6 separate regions of the Homo sapiens genome follow, and all the other regions are linked to region 1. The links are chromatin contacts, found by Hi-C or POLR2A ChIA-PET in ENCODE. All regions are on one chromosome and are shown on one strand. Each heading gives the region's core, a stretch centred on a gene start or an enhancer-like site at or near the end of the contact. The rest is flanking DNA. Distances are from core to core; before and after follow the strand shown.

Region 1 (3,512 bases), core at 72-2,571:
CGTGCTGACACTCAGTCCAAGGGCATGGCCCACGCCAGGCTGAGGGGCCAAGGCGGTCTTGCCTTGGAATTTCTATACTCAGAGGGTAAGAAAGATTGGGGGATACGGGGTGCGGTTCAAATTCCGAAACCCTCTTGGGAGGCATGAACTTTGTGTATCTTCCTTCCCCTGGGTGACCAGTCCAACTCCGTCCGACCTTCCTCTGTCTGAGATAGCTCTGTTCAACCCAGAGGACTCAGCAGCTGCTGAGAGTCTGTGCCAAGCAGGTGCCCTTGGCTGCAGGGCGGGGTGGGCCCAGGGCACTGACCCTCTGACCAGCTGCTCCATCAACCCTCTGGCACTCTGACAGCTCCTAGCCCAATCTGACAGCCAGGATGACAGGCCAAAGGAGTTGGAGGCTGGAACCAGGGCCGGAGGGAGGTGGGGGTGACAGCCTCGCCGGAGGCCATGGGGAGGGGCCAAGAGTTGGCCGAGAGGTGGGGAGAGAGGCAGCCCAGTGATGACTAACCCAGGCGCCCCACCCAGCCAGCCGGCTTCCCAGGCAGTCAGGGCCAGGCCTGGGCTAGGGGCCTCACAATCGGACAGGCTGGGGGGAGGTGCAGAGGTGACCTTCTCTCGGCCCAAGACGGCCAGTTAGTCTGGGGAGCGGGGGTTAGAGTTTCCAGGCCCTCCTCTTGCCCTCTTCCCCCCGCCCAACCACGGTGAAACCCTAACCTTTGGGTTGCATAAGGCCCCGGCACCGCCGCCCCCTACTCCTCTCCCCTCCCCCCTTACATAACATCCCCTGGAGAGAACGAGAGGAGGGGCCGGCCCGCCCAGCGACCCCTTCCCTGCCAGGGCGCTGAACTGGCCCTGACCCAGTGAACGCCGGCAGAGGCAAAGCACCTCCTCGCCGCCCGCTCGGGGGGTCCAGACCCTCCCCAGGCTAGATGGCCGGCCCCTGTATCCTCAGACCGGGGGCCGCCGGGTGAGCCGCCCCCGGCCCTCCGGCCCCTCGGCTCTCCCCCCGCCCCCCGCCACTCCGCCAGCCCTTCCGCCACGACTCCCGTCCCAGACTCTTTCCTCGTAGCTCCTGACACACTAACCCGGCCAGTCCAGGCCCCTCTCCCCGAGGCGCCCCTGCCCCCGCCGCCCCTTCTCCTCCCGGAAGGGCTGGGTGTGGCCGCCCGGACCCCACTTTCACCCTCCATCCCGTTACCGCGGCTCCCCGCTGCGTGACCGGGTCGCCAGCTCACACCCACCTGGTGCTGGGTGTGGGGGTTGCTGCACGAGGGGGAGCAAATCACTGCGTCCGCTCCCCACGGCCGGCGGCGCTGTCTCTTCTCGGCACCCAGCACACACCGGCTCCAGGCTCCGATCAGCTGGCGGCGTCGTGACGCACGAGCTGCGAATGCACGGCCCGGGGCCAATCACCGCCCACTGCTGGGCAACGTGGCCCCGCCCACCCGGGGGCCGACGGGGCCTCGCCCTGGTCCCGCCTCTCCGGGCGCCCTGGCTCTGATTGGCAAGGAGGCCACCCTTTTGCCGGGCGGAATTGCACGAAGCCACGCCCACCCACTGAGGAGCCGGCCAATAGACGGACAGGTGTGGCCCAGCCCTCCGCGTCAGCGACCCGCTTAGAAAAGCGCTACGTCAAACGAGAGTCCTAAAGAGCAGGCGAAAGCCACGGCGTCTGCGTTTGCAATGCATGCTGGTCCGTGTAGTTCTCAGCCTGACACCGTCGTTCCCAGAACCCAGCGCGCTCTGTGAGTTGGCATTTTTAAACTGAGCTCGGAATCCAGCCCGGGGAAGTCCTTAAAGGGCGACAGCCCCTCCTTGTTGGAGTCGTGAGTGCTTCTTTTAGACATTCCCCAAACTGACTCGCCGGCCTCTGCGGGACGCTATAGCTCTTTAAGGAAAGGTGGAGCGGACCAAGGAGCAGGAGTGGGCAGAGCGTCAGCCCCCAGGGCAGCAGAGACTGCCGTTGGAGAGCTCTCCAGGGTTTTTGGAGGAGGGAGGGTGCTCGCCTCGCCCAGCCCACTCCTCCTGGGGGCTCTTCCTAACCACAGGAGGCTTTTTTTCTTGGATGTCTCTTCCCAGTCCCAGAAGAGCCCCCAGAGCCTCCCAAGAGGTAGCTTTCTAACAAAAGATTCATAGCACAGTCCTCACCTTAGGGTAGAGGGAGGGCTTCTGGTCAGAAATTAGGGGATGGGCCATGCCAAAGTGCAAAGGGTCAGCAATCGCATCCTCTGATTAACCCCCATTCAGTCCCGCCCTCCAAAGCTCTTCACTGACTCAGGCCTACTTAGGGAAGAGATTCGAAGGTGGAGACCAATGAGCAGGCTGCTCCTTCCCCAGGGGCCAATCAGAGTCTAGATGAGCGGGGGATGGGCAAAAAGTGAAATGAACCCAGTGACTTGGCAAAAGCTGCTGGTCGGCGTTTTTAAAGGGGCAAGCCGGAGACCTGCCCTACCTTATCAATCCCCGCAAGTCCCCCAAAGAGGAACATGTGGACTGAAATCCATGCCTTTTCCTTCAGCTCCAAATAGGGGCTGAGGGTAACTAAGCAGGAATGATGAGGCTGGAGGGTGAGATCCTTCCTTCTGTTAAATACGCACTCCATCAGGTAATTGATAAGGTTCACTTGGAGCTCCAAAATTCTGAGCCTGCGTTCAGGACATTGCGCCTTTAAGGAAACTTCCTGCCTTGCGCCCCAGTAACAGCTGATTGTTGGAAAGTGTGACCTCTGGGGACGAATCAGCTGTTACCACATCCTCCTCCTTGCTTACCCTCCTCCATCCCCTTATCCACTCCCATGGGTGGTGAAGGAAAGAACGTGGGGGATGTGATTGTATGATCTTTCTTTTCCCCCATCACTCCAAGACTGTCTCCCCCAACCCCAACCCCGCTCTGCTCCTTAGTTCTTCAGAGGCTCTGGGCTTGGAAAGAGAGGTATTTCCTGTTAGCACAGTAAATTCAGACTCTGTGGTCTAGACCCTCCCTGGTCTAGGGGAAGGCCAGTACTGGGGAGGTCCAGAATGGTGGCTGGCGCTGGGGAGGGTACAGTGAACCCGAGGACCAAGCCTGGGGAGGAGGAATGGCTATGGGAAGCAAACTTGGGGTTCAGAACGCTGCTTCTCAGGCCAGCCGCCCCCTACTTCCTACTCAAGTTGCCCTATTCCTCCATGGACAGGTGTCTGCTGATGGGATCCTCCTGCTTTTGCCCATTTACTCCACCTCCTTATTTATTTTTTTTTTTTCTGTTTTTGAGACAGAGTCTCGCTCTGTTGCCCAGGCTGGAGTGCAGTGGCGCGATCTCGGCTCACTGCAACCTCCACCTCCCGGGTTCAAGCGATTCTCCTCCTTCAGCCTCCTGAGTAGCTGGGATTACAGGCGTGCGCTACCACTCCCAGCTAATTTTTGTATTTTTAGTAGAGATGGTGTTTTGCCATGTGGGCCAGGCTGGTCTCGAACTCCTCACCTCAGGTGATCCACCCGCCTCGGTCTCCCAAAGTGCTAGGATTATAGGCGTG
Region 2 (4,099 bases), core at 195-2,694, 420 kb after region 1:
AAATTAGCTGGGCATGGTGGCACACGCCTGTAGTCCCAGCTACCTTGGAGGCTGAGGTAGGAGGATCGCTACTTGAACCCAGGAGGTGGAGGTTGCAGTGAGCGCAGATCCCGCCGCTGCACTCCAGCCTGGGTGACAGAGTGAGACCCTGACTCAAAAAAAGGATCCAGCTAAAAGAAATGGTTTGAATGCAGGTTACTAACCACGGAACGCTTCTTGGTACAGGTTACTACTACCACACTAATAGGTAGACAGGAGAAAAGCAACTCTCCAGAAGGGAGTACCAAAAGTGGTGATATACGGAGAAATGTTTTTCCAGCTCAAAAGAAACACACTAGAACAAACACCCTAACCTTGATGACCCCCACAGGCTGCTATTCAGGTGCTCATGTTTTCGATGTGAGCCAAAGTGTCATTCCTTAAAAAACTCCTTGATGTGACTCCAAGAAATGGTGTGACAGTACTCGCTGCAGATTCGCTTACAGGCACGCCAGCAGGACCTTTCACATGCAAATGGGCTTACTCATCACAGCTGTCAGGGTTCTCGGGGAGGAGTTTAAAAGAAAAGGCAACACTTCCCTCTCAGTGAACTGAGGAGTGTGGCTGACCCTGATTAAGTGAGAATGAAGGGATAAAAGACACCTGGAGAATGACCCCAGCAAGCAGAAAGCGCCATGGGACTAGGTCTTGAGAGAACTTGATGGGAATTGAAAGTCTTTGGCTCTATAGATTCTCTGATTCAGTCAGCCCACCTTGATTGGTTTTGGCACATCCCCCACCCGCAAGCTGGCTTAGATATTCATGGACCTTAGTACAGAATCCAAATGTCCTCTGTATCTCCAAGTCAGATCTTCCTTGTCTTTACAGCAGGAGTGCCTGTCAACCATGTCATTCAGCTAGGCCTCACTGGCTCTTCCTCACACAGCCCTCATAAGACATGAGCACCACACTAGACACTTGGGGATGGCGGTTGGAGAGTAGTATCACGGAGCTCACAATCGAATTGTCCAGTGTGTAGTCTTAAAGGCAGATGCAGACAGAAAGAGCTGAGCGATGGCCCAGAACTGTGTCCACACCTGGAAAATGCCTTTGGTGTTGTTATATCACAACATGGAAATACAGTTATTTAGTAGGAGGCAGGAAAAAAAAAACACCCTGGAATTTCAGAAAGAAGAAAAAAAATATACGGTAAAGGTAGGCAGTGGCTGGGATTAGTGAAAATGACAGTGAAAGCTTTAGATTTTTTCAAATGTAAAGGTTAGGGAAATGAGAACTGGATACTCAAACACTCCAAGATAAAGAAGCCTGTCCCCCATCTACAGGAAGTTTATCCCTGACATCTAAATAGTCATGTTTTAAAATCAACAAGTTTGCTGGTTCTCAGCTGCCACTAACCAGAACCCCCAGTGGCTGTGGCCTACAGTGTAGACAGACTGTGCCCAGCCAGACTAAATGAAGACATATAACCGGAAGTCAGCCACCAGCCTGACCCCTCCCAGTTTCAGGAGGAGACTGAGCAAAACACTATCCAGCTACAGGAGTAGTAGACCAGATGCTTTAACCCTAGCAGCATGGGGTACAAAGGACCCCACATATGAATCAGCAGATTCAGAGAGTAAGTGGTCTATGACCCAAGGAAACTCTAAGAATAAGAATGGAAACTTACCAGCAAGGTCAGCAGGACTTTTGGTTTCCCCCACCTCTCTCCCTCCCTGTCCACTGCAGTTACATATTCATGTCCACAGTCACATATTTTTAAAATTTGATATAATTATCTCCTAGAAATTACTGTATGTAGCCTCTTGGGATCTAAAGCAATTAAGTGAAGATAAATGTATTTCATAGAGCAAGCTGTCAAAGGATAAAGCAATTTCATTCCCCATTTGAAGTGGAGGCTTGGGTCATGCATGGTTTATTTGAAACAAAGCCATCACCTAAAGCTGCTGATCTTATCTCTAACTCTGTTCTCCATTCCAAACTGCTGGAGATGTGTAGCGTGGCACTGCCTGAAGTTATGACATCTGGCTCAAGGCCAGCAGAACAAGCCAGCTCCTCTTCTAGGTTTCAAGCATAAGAGGACGAAAGTCATATTAAAAGACAGTAACTATACAGGTGAAGTCTGTTAAACCCTAAAAAAGGGAGATGTTTCCAGGGTATTGGGAGTGACTACAGAGGCATCTAACAATGGGGAAGTTGTGCAAGAAAAGGCAGAAGAAACAGCCCCCAAATGGGGTAGGTAAAATAAATGCCAAGGAACCAGATTTTTCTCTTCTGGGAGACACCAAACCAAACAGTGAGGCCTATTTCACCAAACAGCCTAAGAGATGGAAAGCACGCCAGACTGACAATCAAGAGCTCAGGGTTCTAGTACTATAAGACCGTGTGAAACTTATGGAAAAGTGCCTGCTTTTTTCTTTTTTTTTTTTTTGAGATGGAGTCTCACTCTGTCACCCAGGCTGGAGTGCAGTGGCGCGATCTCAGCTCACTGCACCCTTGGCCTCCCGGCATCAAGCGATTCTCCAGCCTCAACTTCCCAAGGAGCTGGGATCACAGGCGTGCGCCACCATGCCTGGCTAATTTTGTATTTTTAGTAGAGACGGGGTTTCGCCATGTTGGCCAGGCTGGTCTTGAACTCCTGACCGCAAGTGATCTGTCTGCCTTGGTTCCCAAAGTGCTGGGACTACAGGTGTGAGCCACTGTGCCAAGACATTTAACAAACAAATTTTTTTTTTGAGATGGAGTTTCGCTCTGTCACCCAGGCTGGAGTGCAGTGGTGTGATCTTGGCTCACTGTCACCTCTACCTCCTGAGTTTGAGCGATTCTCCTGCCTCAGCCTCCCAAGTAGCTGGGATTACAGGCGCATGCCACCATACCCGGCTAATTTTTGTATTTTTAGTAGAGATGGGATTTCACCATGTTGCCCAGGCTGCTCTCGAATTCCTGAGCTCATGTGATCCTCCCACCTCAGCCTCCCAAAGTGCTGGGATTACAGGCGTGAGCCACCACGCCCAGCTGGGAAACTGCCTGTTAACTAATTTTTTTTAAACTGTTAAGGGGCACTTTATTTTTGAGACAGGGTCTCACTCTGTCACCCATGCTGGAGTGCAGTAGTGAGACCTCGGCTCACTGCAACCTCCGCCTCCCAGGCTCCAGTGATCCTCCCACCTCAAACTCCCAAGTAGCTGGGACCACAGGCATGTGCAACCATGCCCAACTAGTTTTTGTACTTTTAGTAGAGATGGGGTTTTGCCATGCTGCCTAAGCTGGTCTCCTGATATCAAGTGATCTGCATGCCTCAGCCTCCCAAAGTGCTGGGGTTACAGGCGTAAGCCACTGCACCTGGCCTGACACTTTATTTTTTTAAATTCTTCATATCCAGGCCGGGTACGATGGCTCACACCTGTAATCCCAATACTTTGGGAGGCCAAGGTGGGTGGATCCTGAGGTCAGGAGATCAAGACCATCCTGGCTAGCATGGTGAAATCCTGTCTCTACTAAAAATGCAAAAAAATCAGCCGGGTGTGGTAGCACGCACCTGTTGTCCCAGCTACTTGGGAGGCTGAGGCAGGAGAATCGCTTGAACCTGGGAGGCGGAGGTTGCAGTGAGCCGAGATTGCACCACTGCACTCCAGCCTGGGTGACAGAGTGAGATTCCATCTCAAAAAAAAAAAAAAAAATTCTTCATATCCACATTGTATTCATTTTTATAACATGCAGTCAATGCAATATTTAGAAAGTAGTATTCAATTAAAAAAAAAAGCCATTGAAGCTGTCTTTAGGTGAAATCCATGCATGTCAGACCTTGTCTGAGCACTGCTTTTTACAGAAGCCTTGACAAACTGGAATTGCCTTTCAAGTATTAGTGCATTGGAATCACCTGGAGAGCTTGTTAAATGAGCCTGCTGGGCTCCACCCTCAACTGTTTATGATTCAAAAGGCTGAGGTAGGGCCTAAAACATTACAAGTTCCCAGGTGAATCTGATGCTGCTGGTAATGGCACAGAGAAATCTGGCCAGGAGAATGATCTAGAATTGCAGTGTTTAATACAGTAGCCACTAGCCACATGTGGATATTTCAATTTAACTACATTAAGATTTGT
Region 3 (3,902 bases), core at 407-2,906, 370 kb after region 1:
CCTCACCTGGACGATGAGAGGTACACTGGCACCCCTGCTAAGTGTGCAGAGGAAACCTGCCCAGGACAGGAGTGTGCCACGGACACATGCACAGACAGGCGGGCAGGAGTGTTGCTGCTGCTAGAGCACGGGCTACATGGTATGCTGCGTGGCTAAGAAAGCATGGTTTCTGGCCGACAGGGAGAAAAGCCACATGTGTGGATGTGGGACTCCTGGAGATGGGGATTTCCAGGGCACAGCAGGACCCAGGGATGTGGACATCCTGAGGCCACCTGCAGCACTTCCTTACAGGGTCTGTGGGAATTGCCTATTCCATGGACACAAGCAACGAGGAGTAGCCCTCTCCCAGTTTTCATTTCCGCCCCATTTAGAAGGAAATTGGTTTCCTTGGGGATTGTGTCTGTCATAGCTATTAGTTCCTTCTCTAGGACAAGGACAACTGCTGGCTGATATGCAAAAGGCTGTGATCTACTGGGGTCTCTGACCTGGTGTTAACAGGCCTGGAAAGGATTCTACCTGTTTGGAGAGAGAAAGGTTGTCTGTCTTTTGGAAGAGTACCCTGTCCTTTGCAATCCAAGCAGCAGGGAGGATGGTCAAAGCTGTGTAAAGTGTACTGTGGGAGTGAGAAGTGCACAGTCTGAGCTCTTTAGTAGATGGAGAAACTGAGAGGCAGAATGTCCAGGGCTTGCCCAGAGGCACAGAGAAACCTTCTGTCTGTAGCTCACTGGCCTGTCTGCAAAAGCATTCTGTCTTAACTTGGGGGGAATAAGCCCACTGGGGAGAGGACCACCGCTCTCTTGATGCTGGAGTTCTGTAGGAGACTTACGGGAATATTCTCCTAGACAAAGCCTCCAGCACTTGAGTCAGGGAAAAAGCAACACAAGACAGTTTAAATACAGTTAATAAGAGACTTCATAATGAAAGAAGCCTTTCAAACCACTGACAAAAAGCCAATTCCAAGATGATCTTTGCTTGGTCTAGGAGGACTTCCTGGTAGGAGAGGGGTTAAAGCTGGACTCCCTGCTTGGAGAGGAAGGACTCCAGATGAAGTCTGTGACATCATCCCCACAGTTAACTCTGCTCGTGAGCACATTTTTCCACTCTATATCAATGAAAACCAGAGAATGTAAGTGGCATGTATATCGCAGCTCTGGGGGCAAACTCTGGATCCTCCAGAGGAGAAAGAGCTGGGCGGGAGAGGCTCCCTTCCTGGGCTACATTAGCACGTGGGGCTGGACTGGGGATAGAGGCGACTAAAAGGGCCGCCAGCCAGGGAACACCCTGGGGAGCCTACGGACCTCTCCTCTGCGGTGTACCTTCTCAGTCACAGTCCTGACCCTTCTGGAGGGAGATGCACTGTGTAGGCGATTGTCAAGAATTCCCAAGTTAATTGACAAAATATCACATACAAATCATTTCAATCAGCTTGGGAAAGAAAACTGGGGCTTTAGGTCAGGGAAGAGCTGAAAGAAAGCCCCTTTCCCTTCCCCTGAAGATTGTCGGAGGCAGCTTACCACTGCAGCAGGAACTGAAACCTTTAGCTTTAGGGCTCCAGTTATCACTCTAATCAAGTCCACACGCAAAGAACCAAGCAGAAAGGAAAACTGAAAGTGAGATGTGGAGAGGCGATACCGGAGGCTGTTCTCTCCTAGGCTCAGTTCCTTAGAGAGAGATAATGTAAGCATCGGGTAAGTAGGGGCTGGAGCCAAGGGGAGCGAGGAACAAAGGAGAAAACCTCTAGGTCAAGAGAGTAGACTGGGTTACTGTTCTGGGGTATTTAAGGTGGAGAGGTGGAGAAGTAAAGAAAAATGGTGTTTCTTGACTGGGCACGGTAGCTCACGAATGTCATGTCAGCACTTTGGGAGGCCAAGGTGGGCAGATCACCTGAGGTCAGGAGTTCAAGACCAGCCTGGACAACATGGTGAAACCCCATCTCTACTAAAAATACAAAAATCAGCCGGGTGTGGTAGTACATGTGGTAGTCCCAGCTACTAGGGAGGCTGAGGCAGGAGAATCGCTTGAATCTGGGAGGTGGAGGTTGCAGTGAGCCGAGATTGCACCACCGCACTCCAGCCCAGGCAACAAGGCGAGACTCTGTCTCAAAAAAAAAAAAAAAAAAAAGGAAAGAAGAAAAAATGGTGTTCTCTGAAAACTGGTGACTCTTCACAGCCACTCGGTAGGGAACAAGCACAGTGTGGGTAGAGATGCCCGGCGGGGGAGGGGGGTTGGGGAGAGAAAACGAGCTATATGCTGCTTTATGAAGGTAGGGAGGGTAAGAGAGAACGGGAACTAAGCACCAGGTATCACATACTCATGTGCTCTGAGTTGCAAGACTTAACACCTCAGGGCAGCCCCGGGGAAGGGAGAAAACCTCCAAATCTAGCCAGGGAATATGAGGAAGGGCTGGAGAGCCAGGACCCTGGATGCAAGCTCTAGGGAGTGAGGGACTCGCTCTATCGTTACCTGGTCCCCGTTTTCTCCAAACAGGCTTCTTGGAAGGCACAACCATGGTTACTAGTCATTTTGCAAAATTTCTTTTTCTGAATTTTTGGTTTGGAGAAATCGGAGTTTAAACTTGTACTATCAGCCAGTTCTTTTTTCTAGTCTTAACAGTCCAGCTTGCTACTGCTCCTCTGGTTAAAGAGAACAATCACACGGGTTTCCCCCCACAAACTCAAGTTTACAGGTTGTTTTTCTTGTTTCTCTAAATGGAGCCAATTATTCTCACATTTGTTGAAACCTTCAATCAAACTTTATAGCTTGTTAATTTTACAGAATGTCCTTAGAGCAAATAAGATGCAGACAGGAACATGAAGTCTTTCTGAGATTATTAAGAAACCTTAAAATAGCCTACAAATCCAACACCAAGGCTGGTAAAATACAGGCTGCTTGGCTGGCTTCTGAGGTCAATTAGCAATGGGTTAATTATCATCTTTAATGAGCCAAACCTCCAGGATTGGCCACAAGAAATTTAACTCAGACTAATGTGTTTTCACAAACTGGGAACCTCTAGTTATGCACTACTCACCCTCAGAGGAAACTGAAGGGTGGGAAGCTCAATTCTGTAGCAGCCAAGGGTGGGCCAGCCTACGAAGGGGTCTGCCAATGGAAGTTCAGACACAAGAAATAAAAAATACCACACAGGGAATCCTCTGGAGCTGGGAGGACAGAGGAAATGGTTTATTCACATTCCTAGGGGGAGGGGCCTCCTGGCAGGAAGCAGACTCCAGAAGGCAGGAGCGAAACTGGCCACAAGGATGCACAGTCAGTCTGAAGACACAGGCAGTAGCTTAGGATGGGGAGACAGACATTCACAGCCTACTTGAGTCAGAAGAAGTTGGTATGAAATTGAGAAAGAGGCTCATGGGTCAGAGAGGAGGGAAAGAAAGAACCTGTGCAGGGGCTGAATGATAAGGGGGACAGAGTGAGAAAAAGCACACATCCTTGGACCAGATGCATCTCCTGACAACCTCGGAGCATACTGTCCAAGGGATCAATTCAAACAGTATTTCACTCTTTCCCTACCCCTGCTATAGCTGGGCCTCTTTCTATGTAAAGCGTTAAGTACAGGCTACTTTCTCAGTCTTTTTGCTTTTTTTTTTTTTTTGAGAGAGAGTCTCGCTCTGTTGCCCAGGCTGGAGTGCAGTGGTGCGATCTCGGCTCACTGCAAGCTCTGCCTCCCGCGTTCACGCCATTCTCCTACCTCAGCCTCCCGAGTAGCTGGGACTACAGGCACCCGCCACCACGCCCAGCTAATTTTGTGTGTGTGTGTGTTTTTTTTTAGTAGAGACGAGGTTTCACCGTGTTAGCCAGGACGGTCTTGATCTCCTGACCTCGTGATCCGCCCGCCTTGGCCAACCAAAGTGCTGGGATTACAGGCGTGAGCCACTGCGCCTGGCCCC
Region 4 (3,800 bases), core at 580-3,079, 320 kb before region 1:
GAAATTTAGTTCACTATATTTCCTAAATATGAGTTCTAGAGGCCTTGTCTTATTTTCAAATCCCTGAATCTTATTTCTGATGATAAGGGGGACTAACCCTGAGGTTATTCACATGACTAAATCCGCATTTCGAGGAAAGCAAGGGCCCTAACATTTTGAAATATAGGTATTTTAATTAGGAAAAAAATCTAAGAATCAAAGATACTTGATTCCAACCATGTCTCACCCCACCCTACCACGCAAAAGCATTAAAACCACAGGACCCACAGACATGACCTTTCGTTTAATACTACAGTATCGCACAATTATAAATGTGTGGGTATTTCAAAAGGTGGTCCAAAAGGTGGACTGGGAGAGAGGATTAAGAATAAACTTCCTGACAATGACTGGACAGACACAATGGACATTCGATGAAGTTCTGAAAAAGGACTGGAGAACCCATTAGGGGCAAAAGAACAACGAACAAAGAGGACCTACTAATATTTCTACATAAACCCATTTATTTAAAACGGAAAAAAAGAAAGCAACAGGATCTTCAACCTTCATAACTCAAAAAACCCAGCCTCAGCCGAGCGCCTGGAATAGGTTAAGATCCCCCACGAAGTACAGACCAGCATTCCGAGCCTGCAGAGTCAACCAAAATACAGTTACTGAACACTATTGGAAATAACTTTATTTCAACAGGTCTTCCCATTTGTCATCACGGTGCGCACAAACTGTAAAGTCATCGTTTTTACAAACGGGGGGACGGAGGCTCGGGCTCTACAAAGGCTCGAACTCTCAGAGTCGTGGCCTCCTGGTTCTATCCATCAGAACCCACGGGTGATGGAGCCAGAGAAAGGTTACAGGAACTTCGAGATCTCCTGTTTTAAGTCTGAGGAAAGGGAGGGAGTGAGGATTTTCTGGGCCTCCCCAGAAGACGACGAGGAGGAAAAGCCCCGAAACCCCTCACTACGAGGTGCCGGCCTACGGGAAAGAAACCCGATCGCAGCATGGGAGCCTGCCACCGCCCGAAGACGAACTGCAGTGATTCCCACTCACCCCTCTCCCCCCACCATCATCCACGACTGTCCCCCACCTCAGGCCTGAGGAAGCCCATCGCTCTCAAAGGTCCTCCTTTGTGAGACTCCACGGCCGCCGCCCCACACGGGGCCTCCGGGGAAAAGCCACCGCCCCCACCCGCCATATTTCCCTGAAAGGCGCCCGCGCTACAGCTCCCGGTCTTCGCTCTCTCCCATGTGGCGGGTGCTGCTTCCCCCGTCACCCCACCCAATTGTTCTCCACATCCCAAGGCCGTCCCAGAAGCTCCCATGAGGGTGGCTCGTTCGGAGACAGCACCCGCCATCTCCTCCCCCTCCCCCGCCCCGGGACTCGCCCTCCCCCCAGCCGCCATTTTACAACCAACTCCTCCACCCCGTCGCCCCGGCCTCCCGGCCCGCGAGTTGTTTGCAGTTAAGGACGGCGAAGGGGTCACATTCCAGGGCATAGAGCCTCCCATCGCCCCGGGAGCTCCCAGGCCATTTCCTGCTTCCCGAACCCAAGCCCCCGGGCCAGGCTCGCAGACGATGCCGCCATTTTGTCTCCTGTTCCCGGCCTCTGTGGGCGGCGGCAGAGGGTCCGAGAATTCCAGCCCCCCGTTGCCCCCCCAACTCACCGTCGTATCGCTCAGCCTGCTCGGCCAGCTTCGCCTGGTACACCAGATCCTCTCGATCATCCATAGCGGCAGCGGCTCCGGCAGGGTCTGCGCGACGGATGGAAGCGGATAGTGTCTCCGACTCTCTCAGCCTCTCGCTCCGCGTCCGGGCAGCAAAAATGGCGGCGCCTCAATCCGGGACTTCCGCCTGCGCACGCGGACAACTGCTCAGCTCTATGGCAACCGCTCCCTGGCAACTGGCGCGGGGGGCGGGTCCTGGAACTCGGCGCCCGAAGCGGCTGGAACGAGCGCACGAGACGCCTCTCCTCTGTCGGCTCAGCGGGCGCCGGAGCCCAGAGGCGGGAACTGCGACTGCCGAAAGGGAGCGGCCCCCGGGGAACGAGAAGGGCTGAGGCGGGGCCGGCCGGGACTGCTCCTGAAAAAAGCCAGCGAGAGACCTGGGTCAGACCGGGGCCCGAGGCCCGACCTGCGGAAAAGAACGACGGAGGCTGTAACGGTTTCTGTCATGGCAGGTCTTCTTTCCCGAAATCTGAGGCTGTCACTACCGCGCCCTGGTTTTCTTTTCTTTTTTCTTTTTTCTTTTTTCTTTTTGAGACGGAGTTTCCCTCTTGTTCCCCAGGCTGGAGTGCAGTGGTGCGATCTCGGGTTACCACAACGTCCGCCTTCCCGGGTTCAAGTGATTCTGCTGCCTCAGCCTCTCGAGTAGCTGGGATTTCAGGCCCCCGCCACCACCCCCAGCTTTTGTATTTTTAATAGAGATGGGGTTTCACCATGTTGGCCAGGCTGGTCTCGAACTCCCGACCTCAGATGATCCGCCCCCCCTCGGCCTCCCAAAGCGCTGGGATTCCAGGGGTGAGCCACCGCGCCCAGCCCACGTCCTAGTTTTCTCGGCCAAGCCTGGTCATGGGCCTTTTTCAGACACTTTTAGACTCAGGGTAACGAACCGGGCCCTGGCCGGGCGCGGCGGCTCATGCCTGTCATCCCAGCACTTTGGGAGGCCAAGGCGGGAGGATCACAAGGTCAGGAGTTCGAGACCAGCCTGGCCAATATAGTGAAACCCCGTCTCTACTAAAAATACAAAAAATTAGCTTGGCATGGTGGTGCATGCCTGTCATCCCAGCTACTCAGGAGGCTGAGGCAGGAGAATCTCTTGAACCCGGGAGGCGGAGGTTACAGTGAGCCGAGATCCTCCCATTGCACTCCAGCCCAGGCGACAGTGTGAGACTGTGTTTCAAAAGAAAAATTATATATATATACAAAAATTAGCTGGGCGTGGTGGTGCATGCCTGTAATCCCAGCTACTCCAGAGGCTGAGGCAGGAGAATCGCTTGAACCCGGGAGTGGGAGGGTGCAGTGAACCGAGAGCACACCATTGCACTCCAGCCTGGGCAACAAGAGCACAACTCTGTCTCAAAACAAAGAAAAAGAAAAAAAACGAACTGGGCCCTGTTACAGTTGTCAGGGACAGGGGAGCTCCAGTTTTCACGCCTCAACTTTCCCCTCACACTGATCTTTGTCTTCTCCTGTTTAACCTTTTTCCCTCCCTAGGCCCACTATGAATAGGAGCAGGGAATTTGTTAGATGAGGGTGGTGTGGAGTACATGGTACAGAAGAGTTGGACCAAGATCAAATAAAGATTGTGGAGGCAGGAATAACTCAGTGAACATTGCTTCAGCTTCTGGCGCTTGGGAGGCCCATGCGGAAGGATGACTTGAGCCCAGCCTGGGCAACATAGCGAGACTCCATGTCTATAAAAACGTTTTTTTTTTTTTTTATTTGAGTCGGCATCTCGCTCTGTTGCCCAGGCTGGAGTGCAGTGTCGTGATCTCGGCTCACTGCAACCTCCACCTCCCGGGTTGAAGCAATTCTCCTGCTTCAGCCTCCCAAGTAGCTGAGACTACGGGCACATGCCACCACACCCGGCCAATTTTTTGTATTTTTAATAGAGACGGGGTTTCACCATGTTAGCCAGGGTGGCCTCGATCTCCTGACCTCGTGATCTGCCCACCTCGGCCTCCCAAAGTGCTGGGATGACAGGCCTGAGCCATATCTTAGCAGTTTCAGAGGCTGAAGCAGGAGGATCTCCTGAGTCCAGGAGGTTGAGGCTGCAGTGAACTGTGATTGCACCAGTGGACTCCAGCCTGGG
Region 5 (3,971 bases), core at 322-2,821, 450 kb before region 1:
TTTAGTAGAGACGGGGTTTCACCGTGTTGGCCAGGCTGGTCTTGAACTCCTGACCTCAAGTGATCCGCCCACCTCGGCCTCCCAAAGTACTGGGATTACAGGCGTGAGCCACTGCGCCCGGCCTCTAGCTGTTTTATAATTCGACATATATTGCAGATTTGGGGGACATAGAACCTGGGAAATACAGATGTCCTTAGGATGCTTTCATCCTAGTGGGCAAGGCAGACAATCACAGAAGTAAATACATACACTCTGCTTCCTAATGCCTTATTATTTTCTTTTATGGAGAAATTCACAGTTTGAAATAATGGGGTTATTGGCAATGCTCTTTTGGCGAGATGGATGTGAACCACACACCCATTCCAATGCCATAGGCCTTGGCATCTTAGAGGCATTTGGATTGTGACTGGGAATGAGTGGCCTTCAGGCGCTCCAAATAACTCAGCTGTGGATGCCGGAAATTCTACTGGGGGTCTTTCTTTGGGAATAAACATCATCTTTTTTCTGAGACCCTCTTTCAAATGCAAATCCCTGGGGGAAGAGGACAGAGGCTGCTCATTGAGTTCATAACCTGGCAGGGCTGTGTCACAAGATGGGGCTGCCCGAGGGCTCTGGACCCCAAAGATGCCCCTGATGTGGACCCAGGGCTGCAAAGGGATCTTCCCCGTCACCCTCTGCTGCTGACTCATCCCAGCTCTGCCTGCAGAAGGGGAGTCAAAGGGCAGTGGAGGGAGAGTCAGGCCCAACCAAAACCCGAACCCCAATTGCAGCCAGCCGCCCTCCATAGCTGAAAAAGCCGGAAGCTCTGGGTCAGCTTTACCTGCAGGGCCCTGCGCCTCCCATATGAGTCCTGCCGGGACACTCATGCTTTTCCTCAGTGACATCTCTGTGGTTGCCCACGGGACTTGACAAGAACTTTCAAGGTTTTGTTGTTGTTTTTGTTGTTGTTTTTCTGAGACGGAGTCTCGTTCTGTCTCCCAGGCTAGAGTGCAGTGGTGCGATCTCGGCTCACTGCAACCTCCAGCTCCTGGGCTCAAGCCATTCTCCTGCCTCAGCCTCCCGAGTAACTGGGATTACAGGCGCCTGCCACCACGCCCGGCTAATTTTTGTGTTTTTAGTAGACGGGGTTTTATATACTCTGTTGGCCAGGCTGGTCTCGAACTCCTGAACTCAAGTGATCCGCCCGCCTCGGCCTCCCAAACTGCTGGGATGACAGGCGTGAGCCCCAGTGCCCGGCCCTCTGCCTCTTTTTATTCCTATCAGCTCTCCTGCTAGAAGCCAAACTTAGCACCTTATCTGGGAATGGGGAGGAAGAATGTGGAACCCAGACACCCCACAGCGGCCCCAGAGCTAGGCAGGGCAAGGTCCCCGGGGCAGCGTGGCCGGGCTGCCCGTCTGGTCCCCGCTTACAAGAACCTGCAAGCTTCCCTCCTTGCTTTCCTTCTTCCCCTCGGTTCCTCCCCCGCCGACCTACCTGGAGGCCGATAATAAAGCAGGAGGAGGGAGATGGATGGACGGGAGGGCGGGGCGCCGCGTGGTGCCATAAAGCCCAGCTGGAAGGGGCCTGTCTCGGGAGTGTCCAGCCCCAGGAGCCGGGGACCGTCCGCGTCGCGAGCCGGGCCAAGGCAGTGGGCAGAGGGCAGAGGGCAGAGGGCCGGGGCTGGGGCAGAGGGCGAGTGCCCGGGAAGGCCATGCTGCGGGGCGCGCCAGGACTAGGCCTCACGGCGCGGAAGGGGGCCGAGGACTCTGCGGAGGACTTGGGGGGCCCCTGCCCCGAGCCCGGGGGCGATTCGGGGGTGCTGGGGGCGAACGGCGCTTCCTGCAGCCGGGGCGAGGCGGAGGAGCCGGCGGGCAGGAGGCGCGCGCGGCCGGTGCGGTCCAAGGCGCGGCGCATGGCCGCCAACGTGCGGGAGCGCAAGCGCATCCTAGACTACAACGAGGCCTTCAACGCGCTGCGCCGGGCGCTGCGGCACGACCTGGGCGGCAAGAGGCTCTCCAAGATCGCCACGCTGCGCAGGGCCATCCACCGCATCGCCGCGCTCTCCCTGGTCCTGCGCGCCAGCCCCGCGCCCCGCGGGCCCTGCGGACACCTGGAGTGCCACGGCCCGGCCGCGCGCGGGGACACCGGGGACACAGGCGCCAGCCCCCCGCCGCCTGCAGGGCCCAGCCTCGCGCGCCCAGACGCCGCCCGCCCCTCGGTGCCGTCCGCGCCCCGCTGCGCCTCGTGCCCCCCGCACGCGCCCCTGGCACGGCCCAGTGCGGTGGCCGAGGGGCCGGGCCTAGCACAGGCCTCCGGGGGAAGCTGGCGCCGCTGTCCGGGGGCTTCCTCTGCCGGGCCGCCTCCCTGGCCGCGGGGCTACCTGCGATCCGCCCCCGGGATGGGCCATCCGCGCTCCTGACCGGCCTCGAGGCACCGGCTGGGCTGCAGGGAGGCCGGGCTGGCAGCTGGACTATAAAACCCGGGACTGCAAAGGCGTCTTGGACAGAGCAGAACTGGACCGGCTGAGACCTGGCGTGGAAGAGAAGGAGCTCGCCAGAGAGAAGGAGCTCCGGGACCCGGGGTTGCGCCCCCACATCCCAGCCTGGGGCAGAGAGAAGGAGCTCCGGGGCCTGGGGCTGCGCCCCCACATCCCAGCCTAGGGAGGCAGTTGCCAGAAAGGCTCAGGATCCTGAACTCATCTTGGACTCGAACTCGTCTTGGAATGCCGCCTTCGCACTCCTGCGCCTCCGAGCCCTGTGTGTTCTCGATGCTTTTAGGAGAGTGAGGGCTTTGAGGCAGGAGGTGTGGGAGCGTGGGAATGCGGGTGGGGCCTGCTGTGGTCTCGTGGGCACATGAGTGCGGAGTCCCCTTCCCTGCCTGCGCTGCTGCCCAAGCCTGATCCGGGAGAGGCAGGATCCGGGAGAGGCAGGCAGGGGCAGCAGCCAAATAAAAGGAAAAACTCATTTCTCTCCGATACCACGACTCCAGTGGGCCCCGTGGCCCAGGGTGGCAGGAACGCCTGAGGGCTGGGGGCTCTCCTTGGAATGCTGGGCGGGGCCTAAGGCCCACAGGTAGGCGCCTGGGGGAACTCATTCATGGCAAGACCCCAGGTGTGGCTGAGCACTGTGGGAGCCCAAGGGGAGGAAAGAGACATCCAGAGACCCCTCCTCCCTGAGTCCCCTGGGGTGGAAGAGGATATCAGGAGAGGGGTCACGGGGCCTGGGAGTCTAAGGATGGGGTCAGCCCCGTCTCTGGACCTCCCTGCAGAGCTGCCTGGAAGCAGCCACAGTGAAGGGGGACTCTGGCCAGGTCTCAGGGAAGGAGGCCAAGGGCAGGGCTAGGATTGGGGGCCGGTAAGTCCTGCGTGCATGTACCCCGAGCGACAGGCAGGAAGAGCTCCCAGGGAACCGTGGGCCAGGGCCCCCATAATGAGGGGCCGACTTGGAACCCAGGAAGGATTCTGGGGAGGGGGTTGAGTGAGGGCAGAGGGGCCTCAGGCCAAGCCTGCTGAGCTAGTGAGAGACACAGCCAGCTGCCCCGAGAGTTTTGTCCAGAGAGCTGCCCTGCATCTGAGATGAGCTGGTGTCTGGCCCGGCTCAGGGTAAGGGTCTAATATTGCAAGGGCTGCCTGCTGGGCCAGAGCCCAGAGGTGCTGGGGGAGCGCTGGGCTCTTGCCAACAGGAGAGGGAAGGGTTCCCCACAGCTAGCTCAGAGTGCGGATCCCACAGAAGCTAGAGAAACGCCATTAGGCGTAAACCCAGGGAGAGTTTCCCAGAGCACGTGGGGTGAGGCTCACCTCTACAGTTAAAAGTGCCTCTGCTGTCTGCAAACCCCAGCCCTGGCTGGCACGCTGAGCATCCTGTCCCCAGCCACAGCCCTTAGGGTTCCCAATTGCGCAGGGAGGCTGTGACACAGACCACGGGAAGGCTTTGACTCTATTGAGAGCGGACGTGGGTCTAGCCAGGAGCAGCAACGCAGGAGATGCTGGCCC
Region 6 (3,579 bases), core at 754-3,253, 350 kb before region 1:
GTTGGGATAATACCTCCCCCTTCCAGTGCCATTTTAAAGATTTCATGTACTACCTTGCACAAATACATGTAACAAAAATATTTCTCTACTCAGGACAGTGCCCAGTACAGCTGGCGAGTCAGTAACTGTGGTTCCCCCACCCTTCCCTCCCCCAACCAACCTCACTTTCCACCTGCCCTGTAATTCTCTTCCCTGTTCTTTCCTGTATTTACGTGCCTGTCTCTTCTACTAGAATCGGTTACTCAACAGCAGCACTCCCGACAGTTTGTTGTGGGGCCCGTGCTGTGCCCAGTAGAATGGTTAGCAGCACCCCAGTCCCCACCCCACTAGATGCTAGGAACACCCTCCAGAAGTTGTGACAATCAAAAGTATTTCTAGACATTGTTAAACGTTCTCTGAAGTACAAAAGCACCTCTAATTGAAAACTGCTGCATTACAGTGATGGCTGTCCAACTTTTTTTTAACAAGACCTACAATAAGAAACATTTTATATATGTATATACACCCACAGTAAGTAAAATAACTTCATTAAATAATCCTCAGGGAAAAAAAAAGAGGAATCAGACAAATTAACCCAATATATTGGTTTTTGGGTGCTTTTTTTTTTTTTTAGATGGAGTCTCGCGCTCTGTCACCCAGGCTGGAGTGCAGCAGTGCGATCTCGGCTCACCGCAAGCTCCGCCTCCCGGATTCACACCATTCTCCTGCCTCAGCCTCCCGAGTAGCTGGGACCACAGGCTCCCGCCACCACGCCCAGCTAATGTTTTGTATTTTTAGTAGAGACGGGGTTTCACCATGTTAGCCAGGATGGTCTCGATCTCCTGACCTCGTGATCCGCCCACCTCAGCCTCCCAAAGTGCTGGGATTACAGGCCTGAGCCACCGCGCCTGGCCAACCCACCATATTTTTTTAAAAAACAGTCATCATTTTGCTTGAAAATACAATAGTTCCCCCTTATCCAAGAGGGATCCATTGAGACCTGCCAGTGGATGTGATGAAACCATGGAAAATACCAAACCTGATACAGACTATGTTTTGTCCTCATGCATAGCCACGGGTAAGTTTAACTTATAAACCAGGCACAAAGATCAATATCAGAAACATTATAACATACTGTAATACAAGTTATATGAATGTAGTCTCCTTTTCTCTCAAAATCTTAAGTGTACCGTCCTACAGGTAACTCAAACTGTGGATAAGGGGGGATGATGGCACAACAATCTCACCATTTGCCGATATTCCCGAATCATTTTTAGCTTGTCTTCTCCTCCCTTGTTTTCTTCTTTCTGTTCAATGCTGCTGATTATTCTCCAGGAGGCTCTTCTAGCTCCAATCACATTCTTATATGCAACAGATAGGAGGTTTCTTTCTTCAACTGTCAGCTCCACATCCATCCCTGCTACTTTCTTCATTGACTCCACCATTTCTGTATGGGAAAAGGAAAAGTCAGACCTTACAAATTTGAAGTTTTCTTAACATATTCCTTTCAAAGTAGTTTTTTTCTGTCAAGCTACTGCGAAAAAAACATTTTAACAAAAATAATTTCATAATCATCAAAACTAATATGAGTAAAAAGCCAAAAACATGTAAAGGAAACCAAACTAAGAGCCAATACAAAGACTCCAGAAGGTAGTTAGGTGGAGTGAGAAAGACTTCATATACTATCTAATATAATTTAGTGTGGTCTGAAAGCACCTCTCATTAAATAAGGTAATTAGGCACACCTAACTATTTTCCAGCAAAAAAAAATGAGCTGTCAGTTTAAGAGAAAGATTAAGAATTTACAGGTTCTAAAATGTATTGTCTCACAAATAAATAGTATTTCCAAAAATACAAAAGGAAGGGGAATTTGTTCATACAGCAAAAATATACGGAGTATATGGTTGGCCACCAACAGACTTTGGATGTTTTCTATCCTTCCTCGTATGAAGCTCCTTCATTGGTAAAACTTCTGATGATTCCTACTTGTTACCACTAGGTGGCGAGCAAAGAAAGGGGCCCAGAAAAGCCTTGGCATCTACCGCAAGCATAGGGAAACACAACGGCGTGTGAATGCAAAGCGCCACAAACAGCACAAGAAATAGTAACTGAATAAATACATTAATAAAAACTTATTTTTGATGCCATATTACCATGTGGCTCTCCAACATTACCCACGTTTCAATCTTTGGTGATGAGACTCAAGAATCTGCATTTTAGGGCCAGGAGTAAGTGGCTCATACCCCTAGCACTTTGAGAGCTGAGGCAGGAGAATCACTCGAGCTCAGGAGTTCGAGACCCTGTCTCTAAAAAATAAAAACAGAGGCTGGGCACAGTGGCTCATGCCTGTAAATCCCAGCACTTTGGCAGGCCGAGGTGGCACATCACCAGGTCAAGAGATAAAGACTATCCTGGCCAACATGGTGAAACACTGTCTCTACTAAAAATACAAAAATTAGCTGGGCGTGGTGATGCACGCCTGTAGTCCCAGGTACTCTAGAGACTGAGACAGGAGAATCGCTTGAACCCAGAAGGTGGAGATTGCAGTGAGCCAAGATCATGCCGCTGCACTCCAGCCCAGCAACAGAGACTCCACCTCAAAAAAAAAAAAATAGAATAAATAAAATAAAAATAAAAATAAAAATAGGCTGGATGTAGTGGCTCATGCATATAATCCCAGAACTGTGGGAGGCCAAGGTGGGCAGATCATTTGAGGTCACGAATTCAAGGCCAGCCTGGCCAACGTGGTGAAACGGTCTCTACTAAAAATACAAAAATTAGCTGCGTTTGGTGGTGCGCGCCTGTAATTACAGCTACTTGGGAAGCTGAGGCAGCAGAATTGCTTGAACCCAGGAGGCAGAGATTGCAACTGAGATCGCCCCACTGTATGCCACCTGGGGCAACAGAGCAGACTCCATCTCAAAAAAAACCAAAAGAAAGAATCTGCATTTAAATAAGCATCCTTAGCTTTCATTAACACCCTAAGCATAAGCATACCTTAACTAATAGGTATGAAAGAGATGGTGACTTCATAAAACACTACTAAATTGGACGGGCACGGTGGATCACACCTGTAATCTCAGCACTTTGGGAGGCCAAGGTGGGTGGATCGCCTGAGGTCAGGAGTTCGAGACCAGCCTGGCCAACATGGTGAAACCCGTCTCTACTAAAAATACAAAAATTAGCTGGGCATGGTGGTGCACGCTTGTAATCCCAGCTACCAGGAAGGCTGAGGCAGGAGAACTGCTTGAACCTGGGAGGCAGAGGTTGCAGTGAGCTGAGATTGCACCACTGCATTCCAGCCTGGGTGACAGAGTGAGACTCCGTTTCAAAAAAAAACACAAAACAAAAACCAAAACACTATTAAATTAAGGGGAGTGTGCCTAATGTATCCAGGAAAATATGTTTCAAAAATTAATCCTTTCGGGAATATAAAAAAAATTAAGCCATATTTTGTAAAGTCTCTTCGAAAAATATTCGGCAATGTTTTAATAAACATGTACCATATGACTCAGCAATCCCAATTCTATGCATCATCCAGAAGAAAAATAATCTTTACAAAGACTTTTACACACTCACTCACAGCAACTCTATTCATAA

Evidence for each region. A loop is a pair of places that touch in the nucleus more often than their neighbours do. ChIA-PET counts read pairs that join two places held with the same protein, here RNA polymerase II (POLR2A). Pooled maps may share reads with other maps.
Region 2: a loop to region 1 is called in a pooled map, with 7 times the contacts of the local background. The contact joins the enhancer-like site here to the promoter of MIR22HG in region 1. A Hi-C loop is called at or near these places in 3 of 37 single-sample maps with no recorded cell type and 3 of 50 pooled maps. POLR2A ChIA-PET finds 5 or more read pairs at or near these places in 1 of 52 experiments (Caco-2).
Region 3: a pooled map shows a loop between it and region 1 (19-fold over the local background). The contact joins the promoter of SMG6-AS1 here to the promoter of MIR22HG in region 1. A Hi-C loop is called at or near these places in 3 of 37 single-sample maps with no recorded cell type and 8 of 50 pooled maps. POLR2A ChIA-PET finds 5 or more read pairs at or near these places in 1 of 52 experiments (activated B cell).
Region 4: a pooled map shows a loop between it and region 1 (9-fold over the local background). The contact joins the promoter of YWHAE here to the promoter of MIR22HG in region 1. A Hi-C loop is called at or near these places in 2 of 37 single-sample maps with no recorded cell type and 10 of 50 pooled maps. POLR2A ChIA-PET finds 5 or more read pairs at or near these places in 8 of 52 experiments (B cell, Caco-2, H1 and 5 more).
Region 5: a loop to region 1 is called in a map of heart right ventricle, with 4 times the contacts of the local background. The contact joins the promoter of BHLHA9 here to the promoter of MIR22HG in region 1. A Hi-C loop is called at or near these places in 3 of 168 maps with a recorded cell type or tissue (PC-9, chondrocyte and heart right ventricle), 1 of 37 single-sample maps with no recorded cell type and 11 of 50 pooled maps. POLR2A ChIA-PET finds 5 or more read pairs at or near these places in 3 of 52 experiments (MCF 10A, PC-9 and activated naive CD8-positive, alpha-beta T cell).
Region 6: a loop to region 1 is called in a pooled map, with 4 times the contacts of the local background. The contact joins the enhancer-like site here to the promoter of MIR22HG in region 1. A Hi-C loop is called at or near these places in 1 of 37 single-sample maps with no recorded cell type and 3 of 50 pooled maps. POLR2A ChIA-PET finds 5 or more read pairs at or near these places in 1 of 52 experiments (CD4-positive, alpha-beta T cell).

What each region holds. Positions count from the first base shown.
Region 1 is chr17:1,714,889-1,718,400 of GRCh38, forward strand. It overlaps MIR22HG (MIR22 host gene), which reads right to left and starts at 1,322. Exons shown (of 3, transcript NR_028505.2): 1 at 1,242-1,322. It also overlaps a transcript of WDR81 not described here. RefSeq lists an enhancer at 1,469-2,110.
Region 2 is chr17:2,137,012-2,141,110 of GRCh38, forward strand. The region is part of intron 13 of SMG6 (SMG6 nonsense mediated mRNA decay factor); the gene reads right to left. Among named protein-coding and RNA genes, the nearest start is that of SMG6-AS1, 49 kb to the left of the region's middle. RefSeq lists enhancers at 413-462, 2,008-2,207 and a silencer at 1,388-1,587. Within about 2 kb of position 1,445, at least 15 of the 41 ENCODE cell types and tissues checked have a DNase peak (open chromatin) inside an H3K27ac peak, as active enhancers do.
Region 3 is chr17:2,088,082-2,091,983 of GRCh38, forward strand. SMG6-AS1 (SMG6 antisense RNA 1) reads left to right here and starts at 1,657. Exons shown (of 2, transcript NR_199038.1): 1 at 1,657-1,688. All of the region lies in intron 13 of SMG6 (SMG6 nonsense mediated mRNA decay factor), which reads right to left. RefSeq lists enhancers at 1,269-1,448, 1,459-1,558, 1,579-1,678, 1,709-1,788.
Region 4 is chr17:1,398,393-1,402,192 of GRCh38, forward strand. It overlaps YWHAE (tyrosine 3-monooxygenase/tryptophan 5-monooxygenase activation protein epsilon), which reads right to left and starts at 1,830. Exons shown (of 6, transcript NM_006761.5): 1 at 1,655-1,830. The coding sequence starts at 1,718. RefSeq lists enhancers at 415-1,052, 1,053-1,690, 1,691-2,328, 3,271-3,800.
Region 5 is chr17:1,268,873-1,272,843 of GRCh38, forward strand. BHLHA9 (basic helix-loop-helix family member a9) reads left to right here and starts at 1,572. Exons shown (of 1, transcript NM_001164405.2): 1 at 1,572-2,943. The coding sequence starts at 1,692. The coding sequence ends at 2,399. RefSeq lists enhancers at 1-369, 1,974-2,724.
Region 6 is chr17:1,363,633-1,367,211 of GRCh38, forward strand. It overlaps YWHAE (tyrosine 3-monooxygenase/tryptophan 5-monooxygenase activation protein epsilon), which reads right to left. Exons shown (of 6, transcript NM_006761.5): 2 at 1,227-1,426. Among named protein-coding and RNA genes, the nearest start is that of YWHAE, 35 kb to the right of the region's middle. Within about 2 kb of position 2,004, at least 10 of the 41 ENCODE cell types and tissues checked have a DNase peak (open chromatin) inside an H3K27ac peak, as active enhancers do.